2 separate regions of the Homo sapiens genome follow, and region 2 is linked to region 1. Evidence: chromatin loops called from intact Hi-C (ENCODE). Cell type or tissue: PC-3. All regions are shown on one strand. Each heading gives the region's core, and the rest is flanking DNA. Links, peaks and the distances in the headings are about the cores only. Region 1 overlaps PLCE1 (phospholipase C epsilon 1). Region 2 overlaps PLCE1 (phospholipase C epsilon 1).

Region 1 (2,809 bases), core at 196-2,695:
AGTGCATCATTTTCTTACCAATGGGACAAGATATCTGAATACACTGAATTAGAAAATGTTAAGATAAAAGCAAAATTCAAGCCAAACAAATAAGACTTTCAGAGTTACCAGCCTGGGTGATAGAGCGAGACTCCAACTCAAAAAAAAAAAAAAAAAAAAAAAAAAGACTTTCAGAGTTACTTAGAAGAAATGGAAATTGCAGAAGAGATTTGCAGTTTTTCATGTGTAAGAACCGTGCATGAAGATTTTGCCAGCTGCTCTGGTCTAGTTAGATGATTAAACATCTGCTTCATCATCGAAGCTCATTGTAAAAGAAACTGATCCATCTAAAAAAGAAGTCATGCCCATCCAAAGGATACGTCATTCAAATAATTTTGTAGATAAGTATATGCATCCCAAAACTAGCCGGAAATTTCTGATTATGTGGTCAAACACTTGGCAATGTTGGAGGCCAATGGGCATTGTAAAATTACTGCTAAGATTGAAACTTAAAGTGGCTGTTAGTAAAATAGGCCTGGATTCAGAATTGAAATGCGCTGGAACTGAATACAGTCCACAGTTTCTAAACCTGCTAAACATCAGTATTCTCATCAACGTGATTAAAATTGAACAGTGACAAGCACACATCTACATACCTACTTGTGATCATGTGACTCACTACTTGGCTGCCTTCATTTGTATTTGTTTAATCTTACCTAACTTGGCTTTAAACTTAAAATTATAAAAGTAATACACTCTCCTTGTAAAGAAAAATCGGTGTATAAAACTTTTAAAGTGACCTCTTCTCCAATTTCTCCCACCAAGTGAACAAACAGTTCATTGGTTCTGGTTTCACACTTTCCTGTGAATTCTGTCTAGGTTTTCAGCTCCTTCGGGGCATGAATTTCTTATTTAATTTTGTAATCCTTTTTATCCAGAATAGTGCTTTGCACAAAACAAGTTCTCAGTACATAACTTATTTGACTAATGATTGATTGAATAAGGATTGGAGGGGAGAATGCCCACATGGAAACCTAGAGGCTTGTAACCAAACCAAAAAGCAATGTTTTCAAAGTTCAATTCAGTTGCATTTGACAAGAAGTATTACTAATAACCTTTAAAGGAGCACTCTAATTGCTACTTTTCTAATTCCTCCTTCCCCCTAAATACCAACTCACAAAGAGATAATAAACAAATCTTTGAGAAAAGGTAAGTGTGAGTCCCTCCTCCCTACTTCTCCTTCTTAGAGTGAGGGACATGAGGCAGGAGAGGCTGGGGAAGACAGTAGAGGTGTCCTCGCAGTAGATAAATCTGTTACTCTGTATTGCCTGACTGTAAAATTTGCTGTGGAACATTTTTATTGGTAATTTCTTTTGCAGATGTTTCTGGAGAAAGTTGAAATTATGCTGGTAAAAACATATCTAGACTCCACATTGCAAATTTAAACATATTGTATTTTATTTCCTTAAGCAAAAAGGGAACTCTTTTTCCCCCTCCTTCTTTTCTTTCTTTCTTTTTCTTTTTTTCTTTTTTAAGCTAGAAAAAAGGAATGAGGAAAGTCCAAAGTGTCTTTTCCTATTTGGACTGAAAAATTAATTATGGCTTTGGGAATAAAGGTAGTGAGCATCATATCTCATTTCTAGTTAACCGGTAGTTCCCTTTACATATAAAGAGCAATTACTTTTGAAGACTCAAAAAATATATAGTCTTAAGGTGTGCTTCATATTATTTCCCCATGGTTTCATTTTTATTTCATTATCCTCTGACTCCATGACAAAATGTTTATTTGGTGCTTGCAAATTGAAAAAATCTGGAGTGGAATAAGCCACTTGCCATTTCTGATTAATTGCCTTGGATATGCTTTTAAATCCTCCCACTGAACCTGAAGCGTACTGTCCCAAATAACGCTTTTTGAAGAGAAAACTTTTGGAATGCCCTTCATTTCTTTGAGTTTTCATAAGAGTGGAATGTGTTATACAGGCAGCCTAGTGAGCAGTTAAGAGCTGGGCTCTGGAAGGAGTCCCGGCTCCACCGTTAACTAGCAGTGGAGCCTTCAGCAATTTACTTAATCTCCCTAAGCCTCAGTTTTTCTCACCTCTATAATGAGAATCATGAAAATAACACCTAATCTAGAGAGTCATGAGGATTCGGTATCTGAAAAAGCAACATGGCACATAGAAATTGTTCAATAGATTTTAGCTGCTGCTATTGTCATTATGATCTCTGTGACTACTAATCGTAAGAATGAATTGTGAAGATCTTTAGTACAGGAATGTGCTCTTTATGTCTGAGCAAATATTTTGCACATTGCCACAGTCTTTATTTGTTAGCACGCATGACATTTTTACTTTGCTATGTGGTCATTTATAGTCGGTTGCCCCTCCTAGATTGTAAGCCTGCTGGCCGGAGGGAGCAGCTCTTCTAGATTAGCCTTTGCATGCACCAGTAGACTCAGAAGGCCTTGCACTTAGCAGGTCCTCAAGAAAGGCTTATTGAATGCACTGGGAAGTTATAGGTGGAGGGCTGGGATCCAGCTTGCTCCAGAGTGAGGTCTCTGCCTCAGAAATATCCTCGCAGCAGTTGAATAAGGGCCAGGACTAGGGTTTGGGATTTCGCATTTCAACCAGGAATTGGAGCTGCCAAGATGCTAGTCACAATAGTGAGAGCCAGCCTTCCAGTCGCTGAATGAAGTTGAAAAGTAGAACAGATTTGGAAAACAGAAGTTATTTCATTTTTCAGGGTGACCAGATTAGTTTTTCTTTATTTTTTTTATATTGCATATTTTGAATTATTAAAAAGTAAATGGTTCAGAACATGAGATTCAGATTTG
Region 2 (2,809 bases), core at 237-2,736, 52 kb after region 1:
AGTTCTTGCTGGAGATTTTAAAAGCCAATATAAAAACTAACTAATAAACTGCCCATCACAATCTAAAGATAGATATACCAAAAATTTCACTGGGGCACCTGGGGACAAGAACAGCTGTTACTATGAATCTACTGTTTATTAGGCGCTGACTGTCAGGTGTCATGCTGAGTTTCTGAGTCTTCCACTTATTCCTCACAACCACCTGATAAGACAGATACTGTTACTGTCATTATCACCATTTTACAGATAGGCAAACTGAGGCTTATTTTTACAAGATAAATGGCAAAGCTAGGGCTTGAACCTTGGGCCTGACTCCAGTGTTTGTGCTGTTAATTACTGATGCTACCAGACACCCTGAGAAAGCATCTAAGCCAGGGGAGTGGCAGCAGCCCTCTGGCCTTCAAGAGAGCAATCATTGTAAAAACAGATTATCCCAGCCACTTTGAATAATAGTTCTTGATCCAGAAAAAAAGCACGCAAAAGACCATTTGTCAAGATCCTTCTCTTCTTTTAGATTAACATCAGTGCTATGTTTCAGTTTCAGTAATTGAGGCTCAAGAAATTTGCTGTACAAACCACCATGGCACGTGTGTACCTATGTAAGAAAACTGCATGTTCTGCACATGTACCCCAGAACTTAAAGTATAATAAAAAAAAGGAAGAAAGAAATTTGCTGTAGGCAATTCTAAGTGTTGAGCTAAAATGAAGCAAACTCAAGCATCTTGCCTCCTTCTATCCTTACCCACACGGTGTGTGTGCATGCACATGCACACACAGTGCAACTCACACACCAAAACAGCTAAGAATAAAATGGGTTCGAATAACTCAAGCAAAGTCATTTGAAATTACAGACTTCAAGGCTAGTAGGCACCAGGCCAGGACATTCTCATTTCGGGTCTACCAACAAACTATCTCCTTTTTAAAGAGAAATGTCATTTTGATTTCAGCCATCCTTGCAGGAGGTTTTTCAGTGTAAATTCCTCTTAGCCTTCCTAAGTAAAAATGAAGAACAGCTGATCCTTGTCTTGTCCAATGTATGATTTTCCCTGGAACTTTTATGAGCTGAGTAGGATGAGCAAGAGAGGAAGTGTTCTTTAAGAGAGTCAATGTGCGGCCACTCTCAGCTGCGTGGTGTTGCCTATAGCAACTAAGATTTATTTTATAAACACATATATGGTCCTTACTGTACAGCAGGCACTGCTCAAAACAGTGTACAAATAGTAACGTCCTCTTCACAACCCTATGAAGGGGAAAGTGAGGCAGAAAGGAGCTAATTAACTGGCCCAAAATCACATCGCTAGAGTGGCAGGTGGGGGATCAGGGCTCAGGTAGCTTGCCTTCGGTGTGCATTACTCGTGGTTAGTAGTGTTGCCAATTTCTTCTGACATAGAGTTGATTATCTTCATGCTGTTTTTCTCACACAGAGATTAAGCCTGAAGTTCATGTATCCCATGACCCTGGGGAGAAAAAGAAACCTAACTACAATAAGCAATGGGAAATGAGTCAGAGCCTGTTTATTTTGATGATTGATTTTGTGAGAGTGATTTGTTGAATGAATGAACCAAATGAATGATGGCCTTTTGCGGCTTCTGTTTGCCACTTTGATATTCCAGGATTTATTTCTTTTGATCTTCTAAGCCATCTAATTGAAATACCCACAAATTCAGATATTACGATTTATATTTGGCCTTCAGTCCCCCATCTGCATCTGGCACGGTGGACTCAAGTACAGTTCACCTCTTGTGCATTTGACCTCTCACTCTAAAAATAAGGGCCAGATGAATGTTCATATTCCTTATAGAACAGATGATGGTTTTACTAGACGAGTGTGGTTTATACTTTAGAACAGCAGCTGCACATATGGAATGAAATTATCTGAGTAACCTATTTTCAAACCTTGACACATACATTTGGCTTAAAATTCAACATGCGCTTTCTCAAAAAGGAAGCAAATGTAAACAGTCTTCTCATATATTATCCTGCACATCTGAATCCTATGTTTTATTTATTCGTTTCTCTTTTGAGTCTGGAATATAATCAGTTGGAAATGAGGAAGGAAGCCCCATTCATTCGCCTCTTTGTGATGCCATGAAAATGATAGCATGTTTGAGCTGATGGAGGGCCTTGGAAATAATCAGAGGAGACCCTTTCATTTTATAGAAGGATTCTGAGGCCCAGAGAAGTGCAGTTTGCCTGGGTTCCTCCAATCAAAGGTGGTGAACATGGGCTTAAAACCAGGTTGCCTGACTCTAGGCCAACTGAGTTGGACAGTGTTGAGGTAAACTCTGAAAAGCTGGTGTTCCTGCCCACCACAGCTCCCCACCTGACCCCTCCAGTCTCAGTCAACACCCAGACACCAGGGATCACCTGTCAGTTATCTCAGACCAGAGATATCTCTTCAGGCTTCAGGCCTGTACTCGCTTTGTGTATTAGGCACTTATCACCACTCACCCAAACAATACATTGACTGATAGCGCCTCCCCATCGTCCTGATCATCTCCCCTAAACACACACACACACACAAAACACTTTTAAGGCACAGACCCATTGTTCTCAAAAAGTAGTGTTGATTACCTTAATCCTTTTCTAAAATGCTGCCATTGTCCACTTCACTCACTCCCACTCATGTATCCCAATCATTTAGAATGATGTTGGCACACTGAAAGCACTCAATAAATATGTGTTGAATGAATGAAAGGCTCCTCATTTCCTACTAAAGAAATTAATCTCCATTTCTTAGCTTGGTAGTCAAGGCCCTTTATCATCTGGCATTAATCTTTTCCCATTTTGCTCGCTTCCTCCCTTCTGT

The links. Hi-C counts contacts between places; a loop is a spot of excess contacts. Peaks named below come from ENCODE experiments on the same cell type or tissue, not always from the same donor. Only the 100,000 strongest peaks of a DNase experiment are listed, where the experiment ranks them.
Region 2: it touches region 1 in a loop (12-fold over the local background); 1 of 110 quality-filtered maps calls a loop at or near these places.

What each region holds. Positions count from the first base shown.
Region 1 is chr10:94,051,148-94,053,956 of GRCh38, forward strand. The region is part of intron 2 of PLCE1 (phospholipase C epsilon 1); the gene reads left to right. Among named protein-coding and RNA genes, the nearest start is that of PLCE1-AS2, 56 kb to the right of the region's middle. In PC-3, for the core only: no CTCF peak of the experiment used is centred there; no DNase peak of the experiment used is centred there.
Region 2 is chr10:94,103,001-94,105,809 of GRCh38, forward strand. The region is part of intron 2 of PLCE1 (phospholipase C epsilon 1); the gene reads left to right. It overlaps PLCE1-AS2 (PLCE1 antisense RNA 2), which reads right to left. Exons shown (of 8, transcript NR_120616.1): 3 at 1,338-1,457. Among named protein-coding and RNA genes, the nearest start is that of PLCE1-AS2, 4.4 kb to the right of the region's middle. In PC-3, for the core only: no CTCF peak of the experiment used is centred there; no DNase peak of the experiment used is centred there; H3K27ac peaks cover 2,208 bases.